3 separate regions of the Homo sapiens genome follow, and regions 2 and 3 are each linked to region 1. A link is an interaction called in ENCODE POLR2A ChIA-PET data of the cell type or tissue named here. Cell type or tissue: Panc1. All regions are shown on one strand. Each heading gives the region's core, and the rest is flanking DNA. Links, peaks and the distances in the headings are about the cores only. Region 1 overlaps SS18 (SS18 subunit of BAF chromatin remodeling complex). Region 2 has its middle 26 kb from the start of TAF4B. Region 3 has its middle 95 kb from the start of SS18.

Region 1 (10,350 bases), core at 3,474-8,473:
ACAGCCTTCCTCACCTCAATATCAGAAAGATACTGATGTCTTAATTTGTACTAAAACTCACAAAAATAAACACTTCAGAGACATTTCACCCACAGTCTTGCTTCCTGTTTTTAAATATCAAAATGTTTTAACTAGACACCTTTAATTGTGCAGCACCATGCTAGGTACCAGTGAAAGAAAAACACTTGGACACCAAGCTATGGCAGGTGAAAGAAAGGGAAGAACTCTGAGATGACCACCAAGCTTCTGACTAAGAGAACTAAGTGTTTTTAATACTACTTGCTTGAGACAGAAAATATGAAAATACTGGCTGTGAACTTTTTCCCCCTTTTTACAGCAGGGAACAACAGAGGGGGAACTGAGGAGAAATGAGTTTTGTCCATATTGTTTTGAGAGGCCTGTGGAATGTCCAAATGGGTATGTCTATTGGAAGCTGGATTCATGGCTCATACTCATAAAAAAGATCTGTATTTGGCAACCATCAATGTTTAGATGGAACACCTGAAGTCAAGAATATAGGAATCCATGAGTATGGATAAAATCTCCCAGGAAGAGTGCATATAACGAGAAAATGTTCAAGAATGGAGTAGCAGCATTTAATGGGCGTGGTAAAGACGACGAGCTGCGCAGCCAGAGAGAGAAAAAGATAACTATCATGGAAGCTAAAGAATAAGTTTCAAAGGAGAAAATAGTATTATCATGCTTACCAAAAAGACCAGTGGTCCCCAACCTTTTTGGCACCAGGGACTGATTTTGTAGAAGGCAATTTTTCCACTGATGGTGGCCGGATGGTGGGAGGGGCAGGCGAGGGATGATTTCGGGATAAAACTGTTCCACCTCAGATCATCAGGCATTAGATTATCATAAGGAGCATGCAACTTAGATCCCTTGCATGCACAGTTCACAATAGGGTTCACCTTCCTGAGAATCTAATGCTGCCACTGATCTGAAAGAAGGCAGAGCTCAGGCGGTAATGCTCTCTCACCTGCTGCTAACCTCCTGCTTTGCAGCCCGGTTCCTAACAGGCCACAGACCCGTATCAGTCCATGGCCTAGGGTTTGGGGACCCCTGAAATAAGACAACATTATCCTGTTTATCAAACACTGAAAACATTATTAAAATACGAAATTTTAAGAAAAGTTATTTCTATAACTTTAAATGAGAATATAGATGCTTTCTTTTTTTTACTGTAATTAAAAAACAAGGTACAGAACAGGGTACACGGCAAGTTCTACTTGTGTAGAAAACAGCAAGGTATATATTTATATTGGCTTTTATTGCATAAAAAGCAGGTAGAAGACAGAAGTGACAGTAGGTTTTTGTATGGCTTTTTGTAGTCCTTGGTGTTCTAACCATAACAAAGTTACCTATGCTAAAAATTTAGTAAATGTTACAAATGTAATACAACCTGCTAATCTTCAAAATGTTCCACAGCTCTAAGCATGTGTTCCTTCACCTTACTTGAATCACACCTGTAAAAAGGAAACTCTGTAAGACCAAATGTTAGTCAGAGAAGTACCTTAACAGATGCTTTGCCAGGACAGTTGCTGAACCTGAAGACTAATATTATCATCTTTACTAAAGCGTGTGGAAGAAACAGCTAATCACATGCTACCCAAGGGCTCTGCTCAGAATGTCAAATATGATGTTACCAAAAAAAATGCAACTTAATTTCAAACAATATATAAAATGTAAGACTACATAGCCTCAATCAATTTTTATTTAACAGGTCAGACTTTTATTTTTTGTACAGATATCTTTGTAAAGATACTTACAAAAATTTTAAGTATATATTTAAATAAATTTAAAATTCACGAAGTATATTTGGCTAAACTGGGGATATTTCAAACGCAGTACTCACAATGAATTAAGTAAAAACAAGATAAGGAATTCCAATCAGCTTTCAGCCTTTTAAAATGAAGACATGCTTTTATGTACTCAACTTAGTGGATGGCATCACCATCAGTTGAGTCTCCAAACACTCTCTTCTACACTTTATATCTACTCAGTAACTGAATCCTGTTAGTTCTACTTCAAATACTCCAGAATCTAATGCCCCTTTCCATTGATATCCTCCAATGTGTACCTATATCTTTATTATCGTCATCATCGCCAATATTCACTGAGTACCTTTACATGTTGGACACCATGAACTGTTTTACAGCATTCTAATAAAATATATAATAAGTATTATCTTTCTCATATTATAAAAATCATTCATGTTAAACAGTATCAAATGAAGCTGACACCACAGGAACAGGAATTTTTTTCAGAATATTTTTCTGAAATTCTCAAAATGTCATTGGATAATCCATTTGAAAGGCAGATAAATTTAAGGTTCTTTATACTTAACTGTACATTAGAATTACCTAAGAAGCTTTTGAAATACTGTGACAGGTCTGCCACAAAGACCTACCAAAGTAAAAAAAAAAAAAAAAAAAGAAAAAGAAAGAAATACTGTGACAGGGCCCTCAGCCCAGATCGATTTAAGTTACTGGAAGTTTTTTAAAGTTTTCCACATAATTCTAATGTGTAGCCAAGGCTAAGAAACACTAGACTATATGATTATCTAGGTTCTTTCTAGCTTAAAAATGTTTGATTATACAGAAATATTTTCAGACTGTGAGCCTTAAAATGAACTACCACAATAGAAAGAACTATTTTCTCCCCAAGTTTTTCTCAAAGAAACATTAATGAATAAAAACTTTTCTTGAATGAAATTGTTCTCTCATAATTCTTTTCTAAACAAATGGTGCCTACCACTTTGTATATGCTAATACTAGCAGATGATAAAAAATAAATTAACAGTAACTAATATGAAATTAAAACATAGAAATGCCATTTCTTCAAAGTATGTTTGAGAAGGAAAAATCTGCATACACAAAAAAATAGTCACACTTTCTACTGGTAAAATTGTTCCTAGGTGCGGGGAGGGGATGAGGATTGAAAAATGACCTATTGGGTACAGTGTTCCTTACTGGGGGTAATGGGTACACTAAAAGCTCAGCCTTCACCACCACACAAGAAATCCACGTAACAAAACTGCACTTGTACCCACAAACCTATAAAAATAAATTAAAAATGGTTCCTAATTATGAAAATAAGTATGTCAATAGTTTGTTGTTTCAGAAAGTAAACACCAACTGAGAACCAACATTTAAATGATGCCTGCAAGGTTTACCAAGATAGGGCCCTATCTATCTACACTAAATGGAGCCAGAGTAGTGCACATTTTGAATTGTCAGCTTTTTATAAATTTTATGTCTATTTCTATGCCATCTTGGCTGTCAGGTAACACTGCATGTATATATGTCTGCTTATAGAACAACTTCTCCCATTTTTGCTATTTGCTGTCTCCTGGCTTAAAATTAAGAAAACAAGTCTGTTAAAATATGTGTAAGGTGAAGAGTAGTTCCCTTATAAAGTTATAATGCTTTGGCATTAAGAAAAAAGACACAAGGCTGAAACTAAGAAGTAAAATGCCTAAGTGTTAGTGCACTGGCATTAGAAGTTATTTTTCTCCTTTTATTCTCAGTGTTTAGATTCTTGACTTTTAGATTCTAGCTAGTGCTCGATCTTGGCCAGTTCCAAACACACGAAATAGAACTATAAATAAATAATTCTTCTCTTGAGATGACATGGGAAAAAACTGAAAGTTAAACTTATATATAATTATGAACACATTTCTAATTCCCACCCCATTCAACTGAAATGAAGTGAAAAACCCCATTCTAGAAAACTTAAGTAAAATCATCCTAAAACATAATAGTTTTTTCAGACTCAAGTATCTCAAACTATAGTTAGTAACATCCTCTCAGCAAAGAGCAGAAAATATTTTTAAAATGCCAGAGCAGATCTAAAAAAGAACTTATAGAAATTCTAGAAATAGAAAAATATATATTAGGAACTCAAGGGATAGGTATAACAGATTAGGCCCAGTGAAAAATGAACTGGAAAACTGGTCAGAAAAAAATATACTTAGAATGATAAATGGTTGGAAAAGTCTGAAGGGATTAAGAAACATAAAGATACAGTTACAAGGTCTAGTCTAAGTTTAACTGGAGTCTTATGGAAGAATTATTTGCTTGAAGAGATAATGACTGAAAACTCCCAAAACTGATGAAAGACATGAACCTACAGATGTCAGAAATCCCAACAGGCACCAAGCAAGATAATTAGAAAGAAATCTTCCAATATCTAACTACAGTGTGAGAAAAAATAAATTTAAGAAAACAGAAATCCACACCTAAACATACTAAAACCACTAAAAATCCTAGACAAAGCAAAACTCTTAAATGCAGTCAAATAAGCAGATTATGTTCAAAATATCAACAATTACATTGATATCTGAATTTTCAATAGATACAAGACAGAAAACAACGCAAGGATAAATGTAATGTGCTAAGTAAACAACAACTAACCTAGTATCTGTCCTTGGAAAATATCTTCTAAGAATCATGGTGAGCCAGGTGTGGTGGCTCATGCCTACAATCCCAGAACTTTGGGAGGCCAAGGCAGGAGAATCACTCGAGGCCAGGAGTTTAAGACTAGCCCGGGCGATATAAGACCCCATTTCTCCAAAAAATACAAAAATCAGCCAGGCATGATGGTGTATGCCTGTGGTCCTAGCTTCTCAGGAGGCTATGGCAGGAAGATTTCTTGAGCCCAAAAGTTCGAAGCTGCAGTGAGCTATGATCATGCCCCTATGCTCTGGCCTGGGTGACGGAGTGAAACACTGTCTCCAGAGGAAAAAAAAAAGAATGATGGTGAAATAAAGGCATTTTCAGACCCAGACCAAAACAAAACAAAAATACTGAAGGTATGTCTCACCAGCAAAGCAGTGCTAAAGGAAATACTAAGGAATGTTCTTTAGGAGGTGAAAAAAAAAGTGATCTAAGCTAGAAGGTCATAAATGAAAGGAGGAACAGAAAGCATCAGAAATGGTAAGTAACTATGTGGATGATCTAATGAACACTGACTTCAAAAAAAAGACAGTAATAACAACCACTTGTGGAAACATATAGAGACTTAAAATACATTACAACAACAACGAAAAGGTCATTGAGGGAAGGAACAGAAATGAAGTATTTTATGGTCCTTTGATTGGGATGTATATTATAATCTATACAGTAACCACTAAAAGAATAGTAAATATGTAAGATTTCCCAACTAGAAAGAAAAAAAAGGAATAATAAAAAACAAATTAATTATTGGCCGGGCACAGTGGCTCACACCTGTAATCCCAGCACTTTGATTGCTAGACTGAGTTAAAAAAAAAAAAAAAAATCTACATCCTACTCATAATATCGTTATCTCTAACACAAGAAAACAGAAAGGAGGATAATACCATGCAAACACCAAAGAAAGCTTATTTAGCTATGCTAATATCAGATAAAGTAGACTTTAAAAGCATTACTAAAGATAAGAAGGGATAATTCACAATGATGTTGCAGGCGGCGCGCAGCACTTTGGGAGGCCAAGGCAGACGGATCACGAGGTCAGGAGATCGAGACCATCCTGGCTGACAAGGTGAAACCCCTTCTCTGTTAAAAATACAAAAAATTAGCCAGGCGTAGTGGCGGGCGCCTGTAGTCCCAGCTACTAGGGAGGCTGAAGTAGAAGAATGGTGTGAACCCAAGAGGAGGAGCTTGCAGTGAGCCGAGATCACACCACTGCACTCCAGCCTGGGCAACAGAGCGAGACTCCGTCTCAAAAAAAAAAAAAAAAAAAAAAAAAACCTTAAAAGAGCTAAAAGGAAAATCAGTCAGTCCACAATTTGACTTGTACATTTTAAACATACATCTCTCAGTAATCGATAGAACAAACAAACAAAACATTGGAAAGACTAAAAAAACAACAATCATTAAGGCTACAGAGGATTCAAACAAGATTAACACACTTGACCTAACCTAATAGACATATATAGAACTCTGCTCTCAGTGGCTAAACAATACATATTTTTTTTAAATACACATGAAACATCTGTAAAAACTGACCATATGCTGGACCTTGAAACAAATCTCAAGGAATTCCAAAGAACTCAAATCGTAAAATGTTATTTAACCACAATGCAATAAAGCCAGAAATCAAGAAAATAAAATATCCATGTTTGGAAATTAAGAAATGTATTTTTATCAACCAATGCATTAAAAAATAATTATGAAAATTAGAAAATATTTGGAATTAAATAAATATGAATATACTACATATCAGAACTATGATTAGAGGAAAACTTATGTCCATTTTAAATGCATCCTTAGAAAGGTGAAAATTGATGAAAGAGGCATTCATCTAAAACTCAGAAGAACAGAAAAAAATATACCAAAAGAAAGTAAAAGGGAGAAAATCATAAAGATCAGAAATTAATCATAAACAAAAACATACATGAGGTGCCCAAGGGCAAAACTATTTCCATAAGATGATGTTTGCCTTTTATGCTAAGTGCACATTTATAATGATGGTACAAAAGCAATAGTGGATATAATTGCTGGAACCTCATTATGAATCAAGGCAATGACATCAAACTATTATTAGTCAATGTATTACTGGCTGCCACACACTTGCAGTTGAAGAAAGAAAAAGATAGTTTCAGTTAAAAATGTGCTTGATGAAGCAGTAAAAATTATTTTGTAAATTCTCCATGTCTTGTAAATAAATATTCAGTGACAAAATGGGAAAATAATAAACATTATCTGTCACAAAGTAAAATAATCAAGAAAAAGCAGTTTGTGATTGAGTTGCCAGCTGAACTAGGCACCGTTTTCACTGAATACCATTTTTACTTGAAAGAACAATTGTTAACTGTATTTATCTAGGCATGGGTATTTGGCAGACATTTTCTCAAAAACAAACATAGTGAGCAAGAAAATCAACTAATAACATTTGTTGCCAAGATCACATTTGAATTTCCAAGCAAGAACTTGGAATGTGCAAACTTATCTACGACCTTGAGCTTGACAGCATCCCCATACTTAGGCACTTTTCTGATGAGATTAGAGGTGATTTTAACCAATGTAGTCTTTGGTATCACACAGAAAAATGTTAATGTTTGGAAGAACTGTTTAACTCAGTAAACTTATACTTTCCAAATCACCAAAGCATGATGTTATAAAATTATACATGAGTAAAAATCTATTCAAAGTGTAATAAAGACCAATGGGCTTAAATGTACCAGAGTAAGAAAAATGTAATGATACAATTTAAGATTCCACACCACAACTAACCTTAAAAAAAAAAAAAAACTTACTGAGTTCTGCTGTAATATCAAACAAGGTTATCCCCAAAAATCTGAAAAGGCTATTAAAATATTCTTCCCCTTTCTAACTACATGTCTGTGTGAGACTGCATTTTCTGCTACAACCGAAACAAGATACTACAATAGACTGAATGCAGAAGTAGATGTGAAAATATAGTGTCTTCTATTAAGCCAGACATTTAACAGAAACTTGCAAAAACGTAACATGATGCCATTCATCTCACAAAGATAGTTATTTTTCCTTTAAAGAATGTTATTTATATTAACATGCAATAAGTTTATTATTTTTAACAAATTTTTTAGATTTGTTTTAATTTCACAACTGAGAAAAATTTATAATTTATATTAACAATATAACCTACATCAAGTTCTTTTAAGTCCTCAGTAATTTTTAAGAATGTAACAGGGTTCTGAGACCAAAAGGTTTGAAAAATGCTGCAACAGAGCACAATCAAAACCAAAAGTTGATTCTTTGAAAAGACTTAAAAAACCCATAATAAACATCTGGCAAGAATGATCAAAAAATATTTCAAAGCAGAAGTCACAAATAATGACATTAAAAAGAAAATTATCACTACAGACAGTGTTGACATTAGGAAAATAAGATTATTTCAAGAGCTTTTACTTTATTTTCATGCTAATTAATGTTCAAATTTATTAAAATGCTAAAAACCACAACTTACCAAAATAGGCAATTTATAAAATATAGAAATTGTCCTATAACAATTAAAGAAGTAAGTAAATAAAAACTTCCTTGCAAAGAAAACTTCAGATTCAGATGGCTTTTCTAAAGAATTGTACCAATCATTTAACAAAGAAATAGAAATATTATGTAAATTCTTCTGGATAAGAAAAAGTAGAAAATTCTCCAGCTCCTTTTATAAAGCTAGCATAGCCTCAAAATAAAAACCAGACGAAGGCATTATAAGAAAGAAAAATTACAGGTCAATCACACTCACAAACAAAGATGCAAAAATCCTAACCAAAATTTTAACAAACTGAATATCGCAATTTCTTTAAAAACATCATGACCAAGTGGGTCATCAACAAGTAGGTTAATTACAAGAATGCAAGACTGACTGAGCATTAAAAGTATATCAGTATATTTTACCACATTAACAGATTAAAGAAGAAAAAGTCTTATAATCATCTCATTCGATGCAATAAAAGTACTTGATAAAATTTAACATCCATTCAACATATAAATTTTTACTTAGCACATCAGAAACAGAAAGGAGCTTCCTTAATCTGACAAGTTATCTATGAAACACTACAGCAAACATCATACTTAATGGTCAAACAGTGAAAGCTTTCCCTTTGAGATCAGGAACAAGACAAGGATGTCCTCTATCACCACTTCTATTCAGGAATGTAATGGAGGTCATAGCCAGAGAAGTAAGGCAAGAAAAAGAAATAAAAGGTGTAAGGATTGACAAGAAAGAAACAAAACTGATTATTCACAAATGATATGATCATGAATACAGAAAACTGAAAGCATCTACAGAAAAACTCAGAAGCAAGAGCTGAACAAGAATGTGAGATTCAAATTAATTGCATTTCCATGTAAACAGCAAATGCAGCTAGAAAATAAAACTTAAAAGACAAAGATTCGATTTAAAATGGCCTCAAAAAATATAAAGTATTAAATATCTAGCAATAAGCCCAATGAGAGATGTGCAAACCATCTACAGGGAAAAATCATAAAACTTCATTGACAGACATTAAAGAACTAAATAAATGAAAATATATGCAATGCTCACGATTTGGAAAACTCAATTTTGTAAAGATATCAAGTCTTCCCAAATTGATTTACAGTCAAGGTAATCTGAATGAAAATCCCTACAGGATTACGTATATGTGTATATAACCTGACATACTGATGTTTAAGTGTATATGGAAATGCAAAGAACCAACAGCCAAGATATTCTTGGAAAAAAAAAAAAGGAATAAGATTAAGTATAACAAGAGAGTGGAATTCATAAAAACAGACCAAGGAAACGATATAAACAGATCAGACACAGACCCACATATAAACGGACACCTGATACAACATAGATTGCATGACAAAATATCTTGTTTTTCCAAGAAATAATAATGGGACAAAAAACCATCCACATGGAAACAAATGAAACTGAACCTATTCCTCACATTATTCACGAAAATAAATTCTACCTAGCTGGTAGTCAAGTTGATGACAACTGCCACATGAAGAACTATTTCAACTTCAAAACTAAATATACTGATTAAAATATCCCCAGTGGGATGTATCTTAGGGACAAGCATCTTATTGTTAGTGTTAGTTTTGGTACCATTACATTGTTATATGTTTTATATAAAGTAGCATACAGCAAATCACAAAAACAAAGAAGCTATGAAATACTTGAGTCATGTCAGAGGAACACAGGAGCCAAATGAAGAGGCTTCCATTGATCAGAGAAACAAAATTTCAACATAACAAAGAATGACTGCAAGGGATTTAAACATTAAAAATCCAAAAATGTATTAAATTCAGATAATAAAAACAAAAATATTAAAATGGTAACCTACACAGGTTGCTAGAGACCAACTCATTCTGAAAATTGATAAAGGGACAGAATCAAGCATTTATCATGACTTTCCTATGGGGACTCTCTAGTTTCAGGATAACCAAATATTTAATGAAAGGAAGTTTATCTTTTTAAAATAATTACAGCTAATAAATGCAAGAGGGATTATAGAATTAGAAATTCACCATTCTGTGATCCCAAAGTGAAATACAGGATCTGGTCCACAAGCATCAATGACCATTAAAACCATTAAGTGATAGGTAGACAGGGAACTTTATAATGGATTGATCAGGCTGGTATCAAGTATACCCATTGATCAATCTTAACATTACTAAAAATGGAACAACCAAACATGTTCTTCCTGATCTGATATTATGGGAAATACAAAGCACCGCCAACAAAATACTCTTACCAAAAATCTAAACCTCACTAATTAAGCCTCTCTAATTACCAGTTTACATGAAATAAGAGAAACAAAGGAACACGTTAAAGGACCATGAGAATACAATTAGCCAAATGCAGAATGTTAAAAATTCTACACAATATATG
Region 2 (10,350 bases), core at 3,349-8,348, 130 kb after region 1:
CAACAAGAGTGAAACTCCGTCTCAAAAAAAAAAAAAAAAAAAAAAGCCAGACCTGGTGGCGCATGCCTGTAATCCCAGCTACTCAGGAGGCTGAGGCAGGAGAATCGCTTGAACCCAGGAGGCAGAGGTGGCAGTGAGCTGAGATTGCACCACTGCACTCCAGTCTGGGCAATGAGAGAAACTCCATCTCAAAAAAAAAAAAAAGTTACTTTTACTGGCCAGGCAAAGTGGCTCATGCCTATAATCCCAGCACTTTGAGAGGCCGAGGTGGGCGGATCGCTTGAGGTCAGGAGTTCAAGACCAGCCTGACCAACATGGCGAAACCTCATCTCTACTAAAAATACAAAAAAATCAGCCAGGCATGGTGGTGCACGCCTGTAGTCCCAGCTACTCAGGAAGCTGAGGCAGGAGAATTGCTTGAACACAGGAGGCGGAGGTTGCAATGAACCGAGATTGAGCCGCTGCACTACAGCCTGGGTGACAAAGTGAGACTCTGTCTCAAAAAAATAAAATAAAATAAGATAGGGTGCAGTGGCTCACACCTGTAATCCAGCACTTTGGGAGACTGAGACAGGTGGATCATCGGAGGTCAGGAGTTCAAGACCAGCCTGGCCAACATGGTGAAACCCCATCTCTACTAAAAATTCAAAAAATTAGCTGGGCACGGTGGCGGGTGCCTGTAATCCCAGCTACTCGGGAGGCTGAGGCAGGATAATTGCTTGAACCCGGGAGGCAGAGGTTGCAGTGAGCCAAGATTGTGCCACTGCACTCCAGCCTGGGCGACAGAGTGAGACTCTGTCTCAAAAATAAATTAATTAATTAAATGAAATGTTACTTTTATTTTATTGAGAGAAAAAAACCCCAATATTCAAGTGCTTTATGTTTTTTCTCTCTCATGTCACCACGGTGAGATGATCACAAATACTTGATTTTAGGAATTACCTAAACAACTTATCTTTCCAGCATTAGATTACGGTTAAGTGGGTAGACAGAAAAATCTGTCACTATAGGTATGGAAATGCTGGATAACATCTAACAAATATGCTTTTAAATGCATAGGTAAGGCCAGGTGCAGTGGCTCACACCTGTAATCCCAGCACTTTGGGAGGCCAAGGCAAGAGGATCGCTTGAGGCCAGGAGTTTGGGACCAGCCTGGGCAACATGGTGAGACTCCCATCTGCACAAAAAATTTAAAAATTAGCTGGGTGTGGTGGTGCACATCTGTAGCTCCAGCTACTTAGCAGGCTGAGACAGGAGGATCACTTGAGCCCAGGAAGTGGCTGCAGTGAGCCATGATCCTGCCACTATACTCCAGTTCTGGGCAACAGAGAGACACCCTGTCTCAAAAAAATTGTAAATACATACAGATGTACATACATATATATGTACATAAGTAAACTCACAAGAAGGGATGGGAAATCCGGGACTGAAAACAGAAAGTTATGAAAATCAGAGAAGCAGCTGAGCAGATGCTGGTTCTGCTGTGTATACGGTTGTGTTGGCACAGGGAATAAGCATAATAGAGACTAGAAACACCCAGACGCTTACTGGATACTTGGTTTATGGCAGTTAGCATTGCATCAATGGGCAAAGGATAAGCTCTTCAATACACAATGATAGGACGACTGGTTATTCATTTGAAAAGAAAGAAAATTGAACCTCTGGCCAGGTGCAGTGGCTCATGCCTATAATCCCAGCACTTTAGGAGGCGTAGGCGGGCGGATCACCTGAGGTCAGGAGTTCGAGACCAGCCTGACCAACATGGCGAAACCCCATCTCTACTAAAACTACAAAAATTGGCTGGGCTTGGTGGCAGGTGCTTGTAATCCAGCTACTCGGAAGGCTGAGGCAGGGGAATCGCTTGAACTTGGGAGGCGGAGGTTGCAGTGAGCCGAGATGGCGCCATTGCACTCCAGCCTGGGCGACAGAGTGAGACCGTCTCAAAAAAAAGAAAGAAAGAAAGAAAGAAAAGGGCCGGGCGCGGTGGCTGATGCATGTAATCCCAGCACTTTGGGAGACCGAGGCGGGCAGATCATGAGGTCAGGAGATCGAGACCATCCTGGCTAACGCGGTGAAACCCCGTCTCTACTAAAAATACGAAAAATTTAGCTGGGCGTGGTGGCGGGCGCCTGTAGTCCCAGGTATTTGGGGGGCTGAGGCAGGAGAATGGCGTGAACCCTGGAGGCGGAGCTTGCAGTGAGCCGAGACCGCGCCACTGCACTCCAGCCTGGGCTACAGAGCGAGACTCCCTCTCAAAAAAAAAAAAAAAAATTTAACCTGTACTTAATACTATTTTAAAAAATCAATTTCAGGTAGATTAAAGACCTAAATATAAAAAATTAAACTTTAAAACTTTAGAAGACAATATAGAAAAATATCTTTACGATCCTGGAGGTAAGGACAGATTGTCTAGACAAGATGAAAAGTGTCAATACTTAAGGAAAAGATTGATAATTTAACTACCTGAAAATTAATGTAAATTTTTCTACATCAAAAGAGACCATAACACAAGTGAAAAGACAGGCTACAAATAGGAGATGTTTGTAATACATATAAATGATAAAAGATGTGTGTCTGGAATTTATAAAGAGCTGCTGATTGAAAGGAATACACCATACAACAGAAAAATGAATCATGCATGTAAACAGTTCACCTCTAACAGTTCAAACATTATTCCTATTTAAAATGCTACTTTTATTTATCTTACTGAGAGAAAAATCCCCAATACTCAAGTACTTTATGTTTTTTCTCTCTCATATCCCCAAGGTGAGATGATCACAAATATTGGGTTTTAGGAATTATCTTAACAACTCATCTTTCCAGCATTAGATTATGGTTAAGTAGGTAGAAAAAACTTTCACTACAGGTATAGAAATGCTGGATAAGATCTAACAAATATCCTTTTAAATGCATAGGTAAGGCCAGGTGCAGTGGCTCACACCTGTAATCCCAGCATGTTTGGAGGCCAAGGCAGGAGAAGAAAAAACCTAAATGATTTTCTCTTATAAGGATCCTATTAAATATTAAATGTTGTTCTACCAGACTAATAAAGGAAATGTATATTTATACCTAAGATGAGATACTCTTTTACAGCCATCAGACTGACAAAAATTAAAATGACTGTATAAAGTGTTTGTGAGCATGTGGAGCCAAAAGAACTCTTATCTACTGCTGTTAGAATTGTAGACTAGACAACTGCTTTGGGCAGCATATGAGTGAAACCTAGCAAAGTCAAAGAGGTATGTGCCTTTTAGCTAGCAATCCAGCTCCCAGATATGTAAGCCTACAGAAATTTGCAAACTATCTCACACAACAACACAACAACAGTTAATACAAAAGACTCCTTGTGATCCCCAAATATATGGGAATTTTCTCATCACCAGCAATCAAGCAATCAATTCCACAGCAAACATCAGTTAGGCATCCTGCAATTCCATTCCTACACTATCTACCTGGAAACAATGTCAGATCCCACAGGTTAAGGGCTCAATTCCCAAGACTGCCCCCCACCCCATTCAGATACCAGTTGCAAGTCCAGGCCTCCATAACTTCTGACCAACCCGTCGTTTGTGGTTCCTGCAGCCCTCTCTTTGGGTTCCATTAATTTGCTAGAGTGGCTCACAGAACTCAGGGAAACATTTCCTTACATTTGCCGATTTTTTACTAAGTATATTTTAAGTATATGTAAGTATATTTTAAAGGATAAATAACCAGATGAAGAGATACATAAGATGAGGGCTAGGTACAGTGATTCACAGCTGTAATCCCAGCACTTTGGGAGGCTGAGGCAGGCAGATCACTTGAAGTCAGGAGTTGGTGACCAGCCTGGGCAACACAGGGAAACCCCCATCTCTACTGAAAATACAAAAAATTAACTGGGTGTGGTAGCACACACTTGTAATCCCAGCTACTGAGGATGCTGAGGCACAACAATCGCTTGAACCCAGGAGGCCGAGGCTGCAGTAAGCTGAGATCACACCACTGCACTCCAGCCTAGGCGACAGAGCAAAACTGTCTCAAAAAAAAAAAAAGGCCGGGTGCAGGGGATCACTCCTGTAATCCCAACACTTTGGGAGGCTGAGGCTGGTGGATTACCTGAGGTCAGGAGTTTGAGACCAGCCTGACCAACATGATGCAACCATGTCTCTACTAAGAATACAAAAATTAGCTGGGCGTGGTGGTGGGAACCTGTAATCTCAGCTACTCGGGAGGCTGAGGCAGAAGAATCGCTTGAACCCGGCAGTGAGCAGAGATCGTGCCATTGATTGCACTTCCTCTGGATGACAAAGCGGGACTCCATCTCAAAAAAAAAAAAAAAAGTGAGAGACACATAGGATGAGGTCTGGGGGAAGGGGCGTGTACCATCTAGGAACCTCCATGTGTTCAGCTACCCAGAAGCTCTCCAAACCCTGTTATTTTGGGTTTTTATGGAGGCTTCATTACATAGGCATGATTGATTAAACGATTGGCCATTGGTGATCAATTTAATCTTCAGCCCCCTCCCCTTCCTGGAGGTCATGTGGTAGATCAGAAAGTCCCGATCCTCTAATCCTGCCTAGGTCTTTCTGGTGACCAGCTCCCATCCTGAAGCTGCCTAAGAGCTGCTAGCCATCAGTTAATAATTAGCATACAAAAAGATATCACTGTGGAGGTTCCAAAGATTTTAGGAGTTGTACCCCAGAAAGGGAGATGAAGACCAAATATTTGACAATGAAACAGGAGGCATTCAGACACATAGCACCTACTTTAGAGGCTGAGGTGGGAGGATCACTTGAGCCCAAGAGATGAAGGCTGCAGTGAGCCAAGATCTCATTACTACACTGCAGCCCGGGTGACAGAATGAGATCTCTGTCTCAAAAATAAAAATTAAAAAATCCCAATATGGTTTTGCTTTTCATTTTTGTTACTATAGGTGATGCTGAGCATCTTTATGTTTGTGTGAAAGCCTTTGAATTCTCCTTCTGTTAGTGATTGACATCCTTTGTTTAATTTTCCTGTGAGTTTTTGGTCTTTTTTCTTATTGATTTGTAAGAGCTTCTTTTTTCTTTTCTTTTTTTAAAAATCCATTTCTTTGTAGGAGCTTTTTATTTATTTGGGAAATTACCCTTTTGCCTATGTATTAAGGTAATGCTAGCTACTGTAATAGATTAACCTACACAATGGAAGTTTATTTCTCAATATGAAATCCTATTGCTGGTAGAGAGAAATCCTCTAAGCCAAAATCTAGGAAATGCTCCCCTTCCATTTTGTGGCTCTGCCATTTTCTTTTTTTTCTTTTTTTTTTTTTTTTGAGATGGAGTCTTGCTCTGTTGCCCAGGCTGGAGTGCAGTGGCACAATCTCGGCTCACTGCAACCCCCACCTCCCGGGTTCAAGCAATTCTCCTGCCTCAGCCTCCTGAATAGCTGGTACTACAGGTGCCCGCCACCATGCCTGGCTAATTTTTTGTATTTTTAGTAGAGACACGGTTTCACTGTGTTAGCCAGGATGATCTCGATCTCCTGACCTTGTGATCTGCCTGCCTCGGCCTCCCAAAGTGCTGGGATTACAGGCATAAGCCATCGCGCTCTGCTGTGGCTCTGCCATTTTCAAACATTCATGAGATTTCTGTGTCTATCTGTATTAAGCCACCAGATAGGAAAAGAGTTTGGAGGATCAATTGTGACTTAAAACAAACAAACAACAACAACAACAAAAACAGTCAGTTAAAGAGAGAACGGAACTTCCTCAACATCATAAAGGACATTTTTGGCAAGCCCAAAACTAACATCATACTCAATGGTGAAAAACTAAAAACTTTTCCTATAAAATAAAGGATGCCTGCTTTTGCCACTTTTATTCGTCATAGTATATGATGAATAGTATAGTAAGTTCTAGCCAAAGTAATTAGGCAAGAAAAGAAATAAAAGACATCCCAATTGGAAAGTAGGAAGTAAAATTATTTACAGATGATATTTGTTTATTAATTCTAGTACTAATAGACAAATTCAGCAAAGTGACAGGATACAAAATCAGCATGCAAAAATTAGTTGCATTTCTATACATTAACGATGACCAATCCAAAAAGGAAATTAAGAAAGCAATTCCTACTTGGGAGGCTGAGGCAGGAGAATCACTTGAACCTGGGAGGCAGAGATTGCAGTGAGCCTAGATTGTGCCACTGCACTCCAGCCTGGGTGACAGAGAGATTCTGTCAAAAAAAAAAAAAAGCAATTCCATTTATAATAGCATAAAAAAATACTTAGGAATAAACTTAACCGAGGAAGCAAAAGACTTACCCACTGAAAAATACAAAACATTGCTGAAAGAAATTAAAGTAACCACAAATAAATAGAAAGATGAAGGGGTGGGTTGCCCCTCCACACCTGTGGGTGTTTCTCGTTAGGTGGAACGAGAGACTTGGAAAAGAAAAAGACACAGAGACAAAGTATAGAGAAAGAAATAAGGGGGCCCAGGGAACCAGCGTTCAGCATATGGAGGATACCGCCAGCCTCTGAGTTCCCTTAGTATTTATTGATCATTCGTGGGTGTTTCTCTGAGAGGGGGATGTGTCAGGGTCACAAGACAACAGTAGGGAGAGGGTCAGCAGACAAACACGTGAACAGAGGTCTTTGCATCATAGACAAGGTAAAGAATCAAGTGCTGTGCTTTTAGATATGCATACACATAAACATCTCAACGCTTTACAAAGCAGTATTGCTGCCCGCATGTCCCACCTCCAGCCCTAAGGCGGTTTTTCCCTATCTCAGTAGATGGAACGTACAATCGGGTTTTTACCAAGACATTCCATTGCCCAGGGACGGGCAGGAGACAGATGCCTTCCTCTTGTCTCAACTGCAAGAGGCATGCCTTCCTCTTATACTAATCCTCCTCAGCACAGACCCTTTATGGGTGTCGGGCTGGGGGACGGTCAGGTCTTTCCCTTCCCACGAGGCCATATTTCAGACTATCACATGGGGAGAAACCTTGGACAATACCTGGCTTTCCTAGGCAGAGGTCCCTGCAGCCTTCCACAGTTTTTGTGTCCCTGGGTACTTGAGATTAGGGAGCAGTGATGACTCTTAAGGAGCATGCTGCCTTCAAGCATCAGTTTAACAAAGCACATCTTGCACCGCCCTTAATCCATTTAACCCTGAGTTTGACACAGCACATGTTTCAGAGAGCACGGGGTTGGGCGTAAGGTCATAGATTAACAGAATCTCAAGGCAGAAGAATTTTTCTTAGTACAGAACAAAATGGAGTCTCCTATGTCTACTTCTTTCTACACAGACACAGTAACAATCTGATCTCTCTTGCTTTTCCCCACAGAAAGACATTCTGTGTTCATAGGTATTGAATCTGTAGATTCAATACCACCCCTATCAAAATCCCAATGATGTTTTTGCAAAAATCAAAAAATCCATTCTAATCTGAAAATTAAGAAAAAGTGCTGGCCTAGCGTGATGACTCATGCCTGTGATTCCAGCACTTTGGGAGGCCAAAGCAGGCAAATTGCTGAGCCTAGGAGTTTGAGACCAGCCTGGGGAACATGGCAAAACCCTATCTCAACAAAAAATACAAAAATTAGCTGGGTGTGGTGAAGTGCACCTGTAGTCCCAGCTACTTGAGAAGCTGAGGTGGGAGGATGAGGTGGGAGGATCACTTGAGCCCGGGGAGGTTGAGGCTGCAGTGAGTTGTGATTGCACCACTGCACTCCAGCCTGGGCAACAGAGTGAGAACTTGTCTCAAATAAAAATTAAAAACAAATTTAGTGGCTGGGCATGTGACTCATGCCTGTAATCCTAGCACTTTGGGAGGCCAAGGCAGGCGGATCACTTGAGGTCAGGAGTTCAAGACCAGCTGGCAACATGGCAAGACCCCGTCTCTACTAAAAATATAAAAATTAGCTGGGCATGGTGGCACATGCCTGTAATCCCACCTACTCAGGAGGCTGAGGCAGGAGAATCGCCTGAATCCGGGAGGTGGAGGTTGCAGTGAGCCAAGATCATACCACTGCACTCTTGCCTGGGTGACAGAGTGAGACCTTGTGGCAAAAAAAAAAAAAAGAAAGAAAGAAAAGAAAAAATGCTAATTATGGCTTCCTATTTCTCTGTAGAAGAAAGCTAACTTACATAATCTAAACTAGTGCTTTTTATACTTTAATGTATATACAAATGTCTGAGGATCTTGTTTAAAATGCAGATTCTGACTCTATAGACCTGGAGTGTAATCCAATAGTCTTTTCTGTTAAGCTCCCGGATGATACCAAGGACGCACTAGCATCACCTGCAAACTTACTAGATCTCATTAGCTAAGTATTTAGGATAAATCTACATGCAGCCTGTACTTCGGCCTTTGTGATCTTGTCCACCCCTTTGATACACACACACCTCTTTGTTTATCTCTTGCCATTCCTCCTCTCCCTCCCTCAGCTGCAGCCACACTGGCCTCCCTGCTGTTCCCTGCTCCCTGAGGCATGCTCCTGCCCCAGGGCCTTGGCACTGTCTACTCTGCTTGGATCACTCTGCCTCACCCCATACTGGCATGACTTTCTTTCACTTGTTGCACAAATATCACCTTATTAGACAGGATTTTTCTGACCACAATACATAAGATAGACCTCGCATCCCCAATACCTAATAACACCTGAAATATGTGTTTGTGAAATACATGTATGCATGTGTTTACTGACTATTCCCCCCATTTCAACTGTAAGTTCCATGTCATTTTATTCACTGGTATATGGCCAGTGCCTGGAAGAGCTCCTAGCACATAGTAGACACTTAATAGATACTCATTGAATAAATAGCAGAAAACCATTCATTTAGATTAAAACTTAAAAAATTCAAAATCAGGCTGGGTGTGGTGGCTCACGCCTGTAATCCTGGCACTTTGGAGGCCAAGGTGGGTGGATCACCTGAGGTCAGGAGTTTGAGACCAACCTGGCCAATATGGTGAAACCCCATCTCTACTAAAAATACAAAAATTAGCCAGGAGTGGTGGTGGGTGCCTGTAATCCCAGCTACTTGGGAGGCTGAGGCATGAGAATTGCTTGAACCCAGGAGGCAGAGGTTGCAGTGAACCAAGATTGTGCCTCTACACTCCAGCCTGGGCGACAGAGCAAGATTCCGTCTTAAAAAAAATAAAAATTCAAAATCAGATGCCAGCTGCTTTATGCCTCTCACTTAAAAAATATATGAAATTACTGGCTAAGAAGATTTATTTTTTAATCTATTGTAGCACTTATATTTATTTATAATGGAGAAAACAATAGGAAAAGAGGTTTTGAAAAGTTCCCCAAATAGGTGATTCCATCCTGAGCAGCTGCTCTCTGGAGCAGTAGTCGTTTATCTCTGTCCATCTTCTCTCCCCACTAAGTGCACGCCTCCACCCCATGGGAAATTCGATGGACATGGACATAAGCCCCCTGAGGCCCCAGGACTATCTTTTCAGTTGTGAACTAAAGGCCGACGAAGTGATCACTTTAAGGTGGATAATGATGAAAATGAGCACCAGTTGTCTTTAAGAATGGTCAGTTTCGGGGCTGGTGCAAAGGTTGAATTGCACATTGTTGAACCTGAGGCAATGAATTTCGAAGGCAATCCCATTAAAGTAACACCGGCAACTTGAAGTGTATATACAGCCAACGGCTTCCCCTGGGAGCTTTGAAATAACACCCCTCCATGGTCTTACAGTTGAAGTGTGGACTTTGAAATAACACCCCTCCATGGTCTTACTGTTGAAGTATGGACTTTGAAATAACCCAGCCATGGTCTTTCAGTTGAAGTGTGGTTCAGGGCCAGTGTATATTAGTGGACAGCACTTAGTATCTGTGGAGGAAGATGCAGAGTCAGAAGATGAAGAAGAGGAGGATGTGAAACTCTTAAGTATATCTGGAAAGCAATCTGCCCTGGAGGTGGAAGCAAGATTCCACAAAAAAGAGTAAAATTTGCTGCTGCTGAAGAGGAAGAAGAAAGAGGAGGAGGAGGAAAGAAGGAAGAAGAAAGAAGAAGAAGGAGGAGAAGAAGAAGAGGAGGAGGAGGAAGAGGATGAGGAGGAAGAGGAGGAGGTGGAAGAGGAAGAGGAAGAAGAGGATTTTGATGATGAGGAAACTGAAGAAAAAGTGCCAGTGAATAAATGTATATGAGACACTTCTGCCGAGAACACCCAAAATTCAAACCAGAATGGCAAAGACTCAAAACCATCAACACCAAGATAAAAAAGACAAGAATCTTTCAAAAAACAGGAAAAAAACTCCTAAAACACCAAAAGACCTAGTTCTGTAAAAGACATTAAAGCAAAAACGCAGGTACAGAAAAACGTGGTTCTCTTTCCAAAGTCGAAGCCAAGTTCATCAATTATGTGAAGAATTG
Region 3 (10,350 bases), core at 2,181-7,180, 78 kb before region 1:
AAGAGAATTAGGGGGCACGTCGCTTCAAATACCATGGCAAACAGGGTGCACCCTGCCTTCTCCGGACTCCAACAGGGCTAGCCCCTGCTGCCCAGTCTTGCCGGGTACAGAGGATCCCAGTACCAGGAAGAGCAGCCTAATACCCGGCTGCTCAGATTAGACTTACTGTTCTGACCAAAGGCACTGATAACAGTGGGCAAGAAAACTGCCTTCCAGGAAGGGCGAGGTATTCAGAGAAAACGATCCTTTGTTTCCCGGAAGAAGGTAAAAATGATTCACAAGAGGGGGAAACATGAATAGACATGACACAATGACAATATTTTGGCCTACTAATAATGTGATTTGGAGGACTTTTTTATGATTCCTGTTTTGAGAGAACTATTTTAAAGTCTTTCACCCATCAGGCAGACCTAGTACTGTTAGCTAGACCGATTAATTTTACATCTGTTCTAACATAAATAGCCAACAGGCATATTATTTTCAGATTCCTAAAGGTTAGTGAATAACAGTGGAATTAATTCTTGGTACATATGATAACAAACATGCTCTCCCCCTATTTATGTCCCATTTTTTTTTTAATAGATGACACTTAGCAGAGCTTCCATTTACAGTCGTCCCTGGTTTCCTACCAAGGTAACATGATCCTTTGGAAATTTGGAACTACAAGGTTTTGGAATCTGTATTACAAGGATGCTACAAAATTATGAAATTCACCAAAACTGTCATCCTGGATTTGGTTTGGATATGCTCCTAGTAACAGTTAACATTCGGTCTTCCTCATGGATTTACCCTGAGACTAGATTCTCTATCCAAGTCTAACCCAACTGGGGAAAGAGGACATATATATTTTAAAATATCACATTTCATTACTTTAGCACTGAATTGAACACTATTCAAATAGAAAGAATAGAAGAATACCTCTGGAAGCCTAGGCCTTCAGAGAATATCAAGATGAATTAATTATTGTCGTTGCCCCCAAGAAGTATATAATCTAGCAGGAGGCTAAGACAGTAGGCTGTGATCACTTATATTAGAGAGCTTCATTCAAAATACAATGTGGATTCAAAAGAAAAAGATGGGTTGAGAGATAGAGGTTGTTGCAATTGAGAAGAGCCTTGAAGGATTTTAATAGTAATCTATGGGGGTCGGGAGGAGAAGAATAGAAAGTTGAGGATGTCCCAGAGGGCAGGAATGCATGGGACACTCTTACTGTTGATTTAGAAGAACTTCATGACTCAGCTGGATGCAGTGGCTCACACCTGCAATCCCAACACTCTGGGAGGCCGAGGCGGGAGGCCAGGAGTTTGAGACCAGCTTTGCCAACATGGTGAAACCCCGTCTCTACTAAAAATACAAAACTTAAGCGGGCGTGATGGTGTGTGCCTGTAATCCCAGCTACTCAGGAGGCTGAGGCAAGAGAATTGCCTGAACCTGAGAGGCAGAGGTTGCAGTGACTTGAGATGGCGCCACTGCACTCCAGCCTAGGCAACAGGACAAGACTCTATATCAAAAAAAAAAAAAAAAAAAAAAAAGAACTGCATGACTTATCTTTCTCTGCAGAAACAAATTGAGTATTAAAACTGCTCCATAGATTTGTTTACATTTTGTTTTAATCATCACTGCTGTTGATCACAAATCAGTAAGCAAATCCTTAAATCTGTGAACATATCAATAGAATCTGAATAAATCGAGCTAGTTTAATGGCTAATATGAATACACTGGATTTTCTTTTAATGATTCAATTTGTTATCTGCCAATTGACCCCAAAGTTCTGGTCCAGGTATAGACAACATGTAGACAAGGAGAGCTCAAAGTTGGAACTCACCCCTTGGTTCATGCACACATGGTATTACGTAGAGCCACTGCCTCCACTTTCGCAACAGGTTTTTCAGAAACCACTACCCTGAGAAATAGTAGTAGTAACTATTTATTAGTGAAGTTTCATCATACATTGTGCATCTTTCCTTTCCCTTTTCTTCAGCAATATTGCAGAGGAAGAGTAAGCTTAACATAATATACATGATCATAACCCAGCAGAATGAACTGTAACCAAGGAGAACGGCTTCATCTAGTACAAGAGATGCAAGGGCTCTTTACTTGGACTCAGATGTCCTCAAATGACCACCTTCTCTATCTCTTTAGGTTGCCCTACCTGGAAAATAGGGCTAATTCAACTAACCTAGATAACTCAGACATGATGGGAAAATTAGCTATTTAGGGTTCATTGAGTGCATTCAATATGAAAAGCACGACGTATGTCACAAACACAGGGCTGTGACTTCAGGGGAGACAAGAAACAGCAGGCACAAATGAACTTTTAAAAAACAAAGGCCCTATTCTCATGTAAATACTCCACAATAAAGGCTATGGAAAGAAAGCAGCAGGAAATATAAAATATAAACAGAATATTTTCCATGAGGAGTCAGCAGATTTTATCAAGTTAATAAATTATTACAATACAGCATATAAAATCAAACTCATGCAGAATCAGACCAGAGAATATAATGTGTGGCTGCTGGGATTATCTGGTGGGAAGGATCTCATTGATTTTTATAGAGCACTGGATCTGGGAGATTTTAAAATTAGGCAAGGATGATGACCCAGTTTGGGTGGGAAAAGCTTAGAGAATCCATTCAAGGAAGAATATAGCCCAAGAAGTCTCTGGAGGTAGAGTTATTTTTAACCTTTCAGACCTACATGACATAAGGAGAATTCTGAAAACTGAATGCAAAGAGGAAACATTTTATGAACTTCAGTATCCATTTCTCATCGTCATCACCCTGGCACAGAATTTTAAAAGAGTGGCAAAGTTTATTTACACTTAAATAGAGATTTGAGGAAAATAAAATCAAACTTGCTTTCTTGTTTTTACCAGCATATGTGAGAACAAAGTTGGATGAATTTTCTTTTGGGCTCTGATGAGACCAAGAAATCCTTATACAAAATAAAAACCATAGCATTAAATACAAAACATATTAGAAGTGGGTATGTCAAATTTAAAAATCAGTGGTGGCCAGGTACAGTGGCTCATGCCTGTAATCCCAATGCTTTGGGAGGCTGAGGAGGGCAGATCACTTAAGGTCAGGAGTTCAAGGCTAGCCTGGCCAACATTGCGAAACCCTGTCGCAACTTAAAATACAAAAATTAGCCCGGCCACCACACATGCCTGTAATCCCAGCTACTCAAGGGGCTGAGGCAGGAGAATTGCTTGAACCTGGGAGGCGGAGGTCGCAGTGAGCCGAGATTGCACCACTGCACTCCAGCCTGGGTGACACAGTGAGACTGTCTCAAAAAAATAAAATAAGAAAAATCAGTGGAAAATTTGTAGGAACACTGAGAACTACAAAAAAAATTGTGTATTAGTTAGCTATTGCCAAAAACAATGCTGCATAACAAGCAAAACACTGGTTTTGTGCCACCAAAACCAGTGGCACACAAGAAGCACTTGTTTTCATGGTTCTATGAATCAGACAGGTGATTTTGCTTCACAAAGACTGTGTCTGCTCTATGTGTCTTTCATCCTCCTTGGACTAGTGGGCTAGCCAGGCATGCTCACATCATGGGTCTAGGCTCAAAACTAGAATTTTCACCCAATTCTGTTAGCCAAAGAAAGGACTATGGACAAGCCCAAAGTCATGAGCATGGAAGTATACTCCATCCATGTCGTGAGGATCCAACAAGGGTAAAGAACTGAGAATTCAATCAACCACATTTTGTTTCAAAGTTACATATCAGTACAGCTCTGAAAAAATGGTCCAGTCAGAGATCGAAATGGACCTGAATACAGAGACACACACTTTTAACAAACTATTCGTTGTAATGATGATGTTTCCAATTTCCTTTTCATCTAAGTGTGTATTTTCCCTTGTGCATATAATAATTCTAATGGCTGACACTAACTTATTTTGTTATAACTGCTTAAAAAATCTACAGCAGCCAGGCACAGTGGCTCATGCCTGTAATTCCAGCACTTTGGGTGGCCAAGGTGGACAGATCAACTTGAGGTAGGGAGTTCGAGACCAGTCTGGTCAACACGATGAAACCCCATCTCTACTAAAACTACAAAATGTTAGCCGGGCATGGTGGCATGCATCTGTAGTTCCAGCTACTAGAGAGGCTGAGGCAGGAGAATCGTTTGAACCCAGGAGGCAAAGGTTGCAGTGAGCCAAGATCACACCACTGCACTTCTGCCTGGGTAACAGAGCAAGGTTCCATCAAAAAAACCAAACCAAACCAAAACAAAAAAACAACTAAGGCATTTTTCTTTTTAAACTTAAAGAACTTTATAATGGTTCTATAATAGGGAGAGATTAGATCCCGTGAGATGCATTCCCCATACACTGAAAGGTTTTGAAAGTGTTATTTCTGCAAATTACAAGTACATTCTTAAGAAGGGTTCTACCATGTTACTGCTTCCATCCTTAGAGACTAATTCCACTACATGAATTTTGGGAGCATTTCAAACTAAATGAAGAGTGGAGGCAGCAGCCCCTAGATTTATATTCCATCTTCATTAACCCAATGAAACTCACAACAGGCTCTCAGAAGAGTTAAAGGCTCTCAGAAGAGGTAACTCTCAAAAGAGTTAAAGACACACTTTTAAGCTCAATTACCCAGAGAATCTTTTCCATCTGCAATATCAACTGTCCCCATGCAAGTATTCCTCTTTATCACCAGAAATATTAAAAATGGCTTCTTAAGATATAACTTTAACCAATCAGATAAAAATATCAGTACTGTTCCATTTTGGTAAAGAAACATACTTTAACACTGTTGGCTAAGAAGTAAGTTTATACAAGTTTTTTGAAAGCAATCTGGTGATGTATATAAAAGTTAGCTAGCTGATATGTGAAAATATCACATCCTGTGATACAGTAATTCTACTTCTGAGAGTTTATCTGAAATAATTAGCTAAGTGTAAAAAGAAGTATATATGCAATGTTCATTGTTGCATTATTCACAATAATAAAAAAGCAGAATCTACCTAAATCCTCATCAATGGGAAATTTGGTAAATAAGTAATGGTACTTCCTTCCATACCATGGAATATTCGGCAGCTATGAAAAAAGGCAAAACTATTTATCTAATCATGTTAAAAACCCAAGATGTATTATTGACTGAAGAGTAGCAGATTAAAAACTGTAATAGTATATATAATTTGTTTGTTTGAGACAAGATCTCACCCTGTCACCCAGGCTGGAATACAGTGGGCATGATCCCAGCTCACTGCTGCCTCGAACTCCAGAGTTCAAGTGATCCTCCCTCCTCAGCCTCCTGGGTAACTGGGACTAGAGGCATGCACCACCACACCCAGCTAATTTGTGTATTTTTTGTAGAGATCGTTTTTGCCATGTTGCCCAGATTGGTCTCAAACTCCTGGGCCCAAGAGATCCTCCTGCTTTAGCTTCCCAAAGTGCTGGGATTACAGGCATGAGCTACTCCATCCTGCCATACATACATAAATTTGTGTGTATATTTTCATATATTATATGTACGTTCTATATGTGCATATGTATGTATGAAAAGCTATATACCAACCTATTCACAATAATAATCTCTTGGGGGAAAGGGTTGCTTTAGTAGTGTGGAGGTAATCGTTACTTCTGTTTTTTTTTTTTATGCACTTCTGTATTATTTGGATTATTTGTAAAGCATGTGTATTACTTTTATAATACTTTTTCAACTAAAAAAATCCTTTCAACTGTTTTCACTTCCTCTGTCCTTCATACCATCTAAACACAATAAAACCGTGCCAAAATGGGTGCCTGTAGTCCCAGCTACTCCAGAGGCTGAGGCGGGAAAATGGTGTGAACCCAGCAGGCAGAGCTTGCAGTGAGCCAAGATCACGCCACTGCATTCCAGCCTGGGAGACAGAGCGAGACTCCATCTCAAAAAAAAAAAAAAAAAAAAAAAAGTTCTGCCAAAATCCCACATATGCAGAAACCAAAATATTTGGGTAAAATGTGTCATTGTAAAGTAAACAAAATGTTGGGGAGCCTACAACAGCTATCCACTGGTAGTTCTGGGTCAGGTGCCAGATCAAATGTAGTTTAGCTGTGGTTTGGTTTGTCTACTAGTGGTTGTGTCTATTCTGGTTTAAATATCAATAGAGACAATTCTGGGCTCTGTGCCTGGCTGGGACGTCAAAGAAAGTACCAACAATTCCAGTTATATCCTTATATCCTGGTTAATCAGTATCCATTTCATAGCATGAAACAGATGCTAAGTCTAGAAGACTTAGTATCTAGAAAACCAGTATCTAGAAGTCTTCTAAGTCTAGAAGGCTACTGGGATGTGGCAACACACCCTTTGCCTTCCCACTTCCAAAGAGGGGGGTTACCTGCCCCTTCCCAGGCCAGGCTCCACCCCAAACCATTCTCACCCCTCTACCCCCAGTATAAGAAACTCAGCCTGCCCCTGTTTAAGAATGGAGGCTGAATGAGGACAACAGCCAATACCAATCCCTCTATCTAACTTCACTTATTGTGGGTGTCTTGTTACAGGGTTTACCATATTTCTAAACCACAGATCCCTAACCAGACTGCTTTCATGCACTTTTTTCATTCCCTTCCATATTCCCCCAGTGAGAATTTTTTTTCCACTGTCCCTTCAAGAGCCAATTCAAATGTTGCCTCCTTTATGTGAAGCCATAGAAATTCTCCTCCTTGACTCTGATAAAATGCTTCACTGTCCTCTGATCTTCCCCACTACTTTGTGCTTCTGTCAACATTTTCTTGATCATTTTCTGAAGTCTAGACAATCAACAGAAATAATAAATGAAGCTCCAATTTGTAGCATTTCCCAATTTCCATGGTGTAAATATTCCCACTGTGGCAGTTTTCAAGTGACCAACGTAACATCACTAAATGCAAAGCTGGAAATGATGTGTGGTAGTATACCATTAAATATTCTTTCTATCATACAGATGCAATAGACATACATAATCTCAACAGCATTGATAATACAGAAATGTAGCAAACTAGAAAATAATGAGTTTTAAGTATTTATTACTTTTGTCTTTAATATACTTTATTTCATTGTAAATTTACACAATTTTAATAATGTCTGGGTTTAGCAACTGGCTTATAAAATTCTTGAAATTTTAACGATTGGCTCTCATGAGATGGTGCAACACACACTATTGGTTTAAGGTGAAGTGGAGAGGTGTAGGCTGGGACATTAAGCGTACAGGTAGCAGTCTAACCAGGGATATAGATGAAATTCCTCCTGGGAGAATATATTTAGTAAGAAGGTAAGAGAAAGCAGCTAAGGATGAAACCTGGAGAATACCTATATATATATATATTTTTTTTTTTTTTTGGAGACAGAGTTTCGCTCTGTCGTCCAGGCTGGAATGCAGTGGCGTGATCTCGGCTAACTGCAATCTCCGCCTTCCAGTTTCAAGTGATTCTCCTGCCTCAGCCTCCCGAGTAGCTGGGATTACAGGCGCCCGCCACCACGCCCGGCTAAGTTTTTATTTTTAGTAGAGACGGGGTTTCACCATGTTGCCCAGGCTGGTCTCGAACTCCGGATCTCGTGATCCACCCGCCTCGGCCTCCCAAAGTGCTGGGATTACAGGCGCGAGGGATACCAACATTTAAAGGGCAGGCAGTAGGAAGTGAGCAAGAGATGAGAAATAGCAGATGGAGAGGTAGAAGTGCAGCCAGGAGACAAGGTGGTCCAGAAGCCAGTGGAGAAGAGTGATTGAGAAAGAGGGAGTGGTCAGAGGGTAAAAGAAAACCAAGAGATGATGACCAGGAATGGAAATTATGCAGTCATTTATGGGATCACTTGTTATTCATTCAACGTTTTCTGAGAATTCACTTTTAATGAGTGTTCTGGAATGCTTGGAAATCAAAAAGTGGGACCTTTCAATCTTACTGTAGGCTGAGACCCAAAACACACTCCACATGAGGTGCCAGCCCACCTAGACAGGGTTTGCCAAGACTTTCCTCCTAACCCCCATCTGAAGGGCATAAAAAGAGTAAAATTAAAGTCATATCAAAATGGGAATTTCTCTGAAGAGTTTTCAGGGGCTGTGTATGATAACTCCATGTGCATTTCACTTACTTCAAGTCCAGGATGCCATTCAGAACCACCTTGGAATCATCTGAAGTTTCTGGGGCTTGGGAGACACAGTAGACTGATGTCTGACTCATGCCAGAAAAAAAAAAAAAGTGTACAGATGAGAGACAGGCTGAAGTGGCACAGAGTACACTCCATAGACACAGAGTCCAGGGCTACATTTGAGGACTTACTGTACTACCTCTAATAGGAACCTCAGCCTGGAAATTTTGTAAGGTATCATGCTTAAGAGAGTTTTGCCAGAGGGCTAGGTGACCTCTGCATAAATGTTGGGGGTATCATCATATGTCTGGATGTGGAGATCAAGGGCAGAAAATAGCCAGCAGTAAAATTCTCAGGACCAGAATTGGACACAGCCGCACATTTACCACATTGAATTTTCTTTCCTTAGTTTCTGTGACACAATTTCTCCTGGTTTTCTATCTCTTGATTTCTCACATTGTCTGACTAGTTCTTCTTTATCTACCCACTCCCTCCAAGTGTTTACATCTTCAAGGTTTCAGTCCTCCTTATATTTCAGGAACTCCCCTGGTGATATCATCCTCTCCCATGGCGTCAAATGTTACCCCTGTGTTTTATGAGATCCTATAGCTCCAGCCCATCCTATCTCTTTGATTCTGTACTTAGATTCCCAATTGACTATAAGCAATTCTAAATTAGCTGTCTCATGGGGTCATCAAACTTGAACCCTACACCTTCCCTCTAAAATATTTGCAAATGGCCGGAAGTTTATTAAAAACTTTTACCAAAAAATCCAAAATTCTACTCCTAGATATTTACTCCTATTCACTCCTAGAAATGAAAACGTATGGACACACAAAAGAATTTGTAAACAAATGTTCATAGCAGCATTATTCATAATAGCCTAAAACTGGAAACAATACAAATGTTTATCAGCTGATAAATGGAGAAGAAAAATGGGGTATGTCCATACAATGAAATATTACTCAGCACTAAAAAGGGGAAAACCATTACACACGACATAGATCAATCTCAAAATCATCATGCCAAGTGAAAAATTCAGAAACAAATGTTTACATACTGTATGACTTCAGTTAAATGAAATTTCTAGAAAAGGCAAAACTATATAGCAACAAAAAACAGATTTGTGGTTGCTGGAGCCAGGGATGGGGACAGGTTTTGCATACAAATGGGCATGAGGAAATGTCTTGGACTGGTGGAAGTGTTCTAAGATTGGATTGGTGATGACAGCTACCCAATTCTATGAATTTAGTAAAATTCATTGAGCAGTACACTTAAAATGTGTGAATTTTATGATATGTAAAGTATACACCAATAAAGTTGTTTAAAAGGAAGTTTTAGAGTAGTATGTAACGCACATAGCAGCACTAAATCATTTAAAAAATAAACACAATGTAATATTTACATCTGTGTGAGCCCAGAAACAACTCTGGAAGGATACACACCATTCCATTACTGCTGATTAGCTCAGGGGTAAAAGGTGAAATGAATTATATTCTTTACACATATTTAAATATATTTAACAGTATAAATAACAGATATACTCTGCTTTGAAATTTATTTTTTAAAATAACAGAGGAAACTAAAGATTTAAACAAAACAGAAGGGCAGCAAGAGACTCAGGTCTAGCAAGTAGCAGTGGACACTTATATATAGTAGAAAGAGTAATATGGGCCAGGCATTGTGGCTCACAACTGTAATCCCAGCACTTAGGGAGGCTGAGGCAGGAGGATTGCTTGAGGCCGGAAGTTCAAGACCAGCCTGGGCAACATAGCAAGATCCTATCTCGACTTTTTAAAAGAGTAATAGAATCAATTGAAAAGGTGGACTGAATTGAAAATAACTCACTTGACCACTCCCTTGAAAGTCAGAGAGAAATCCAAATGAACATGAGTAGAAGTAAAAAAGAAAAGAAGAAAAGTGCTATTCTCACTACTGCAAGAAAAGCAGAAGAAAGGAATATTTCTGTGTTAAGTAGCAAAGCTTTCTCGAGTACTTGAAAAACCAAAAGCTGATAGAATTATGTGGCCAACCAAAAATAAATATATACAGTCAAAATAAGAATAATAGGAAGGGGGATTTGCCCTGCTAGATATGCATTCATTCATGTTTTCAGTAAACATTTATTGAATACTCATATATACCAGGCTCTGTTCTGGGCACAGACACTGTAACTGAATACAAAGGAAAACAAAATCTCAGTTCTTGTGAAGCATATACTCTAGTAGAGAGGAATAAGCAATAAATGAAACTCAAGATGTGTGTGTGTGTGTGTGTGTATTA

The links. ChIA-PET counts read pairs that join two places held together with the same protein. Peaks named below come from ENCODE experiments on the same cell type or tissue, not always from the same donor. Only the 100,000 strongest peaks of a DNase experiment are listed, where the experiment ranks them.
Region 2: POLR2A ChIA-PET joins it to region 1 with 7 read pairs; 3 of 35 experiments call an interaction of 5 or more read pairs at or near these places.
Region 3: POLR2A ChIA-PET joins it to region 1 with 5 read pairs; 3 of 35 experiments call an interaction of 5 or more read pairs at or near these places.

What each region holds. Positions count from the first base shown.
Region 1 is chr18:26,067,086-26,077,435 of GRCh38, forward strand. The region is part of intron 3 of SS18 (SS18 subunit of BAF chromatin remodeling complex); the gene reads right to left. Among named protein-coding and RNA genes, the nearest start is that of SS18, 18 kb to the right of the region's middle. In Panc1, for the core only: no CTCF peak of the experiment used is centred there; no DNase peak of the experiment used is centred there; H3K27ac peaks cover 2,633 bases.
Region 2 is chr18:26,195,498-26,205,847 of GRCh38, forward strand. It overlaps the pseudogene NPM1P2. Among named protein-coding and RNA genes, the nearest start is that of TAF4B, 26 kb to the right of the region's middle. In Panc1, for the core only: no CTCF peak of the experiment used is centred there; no DNase peak of the experiment used is centred there.
Region 3 is chr18:25,990,477-26,000,826 of GRCh38, forward strand. No RefSeq gene overlaps it. Among named protein-coding and RNA genes, the nearest start is that of SS18, 95 kb to the right of the region's middle. In Panc1, for the core only: no CTCF peak of the experiment used is centred there; no DNase peak of the experiment used is centred there.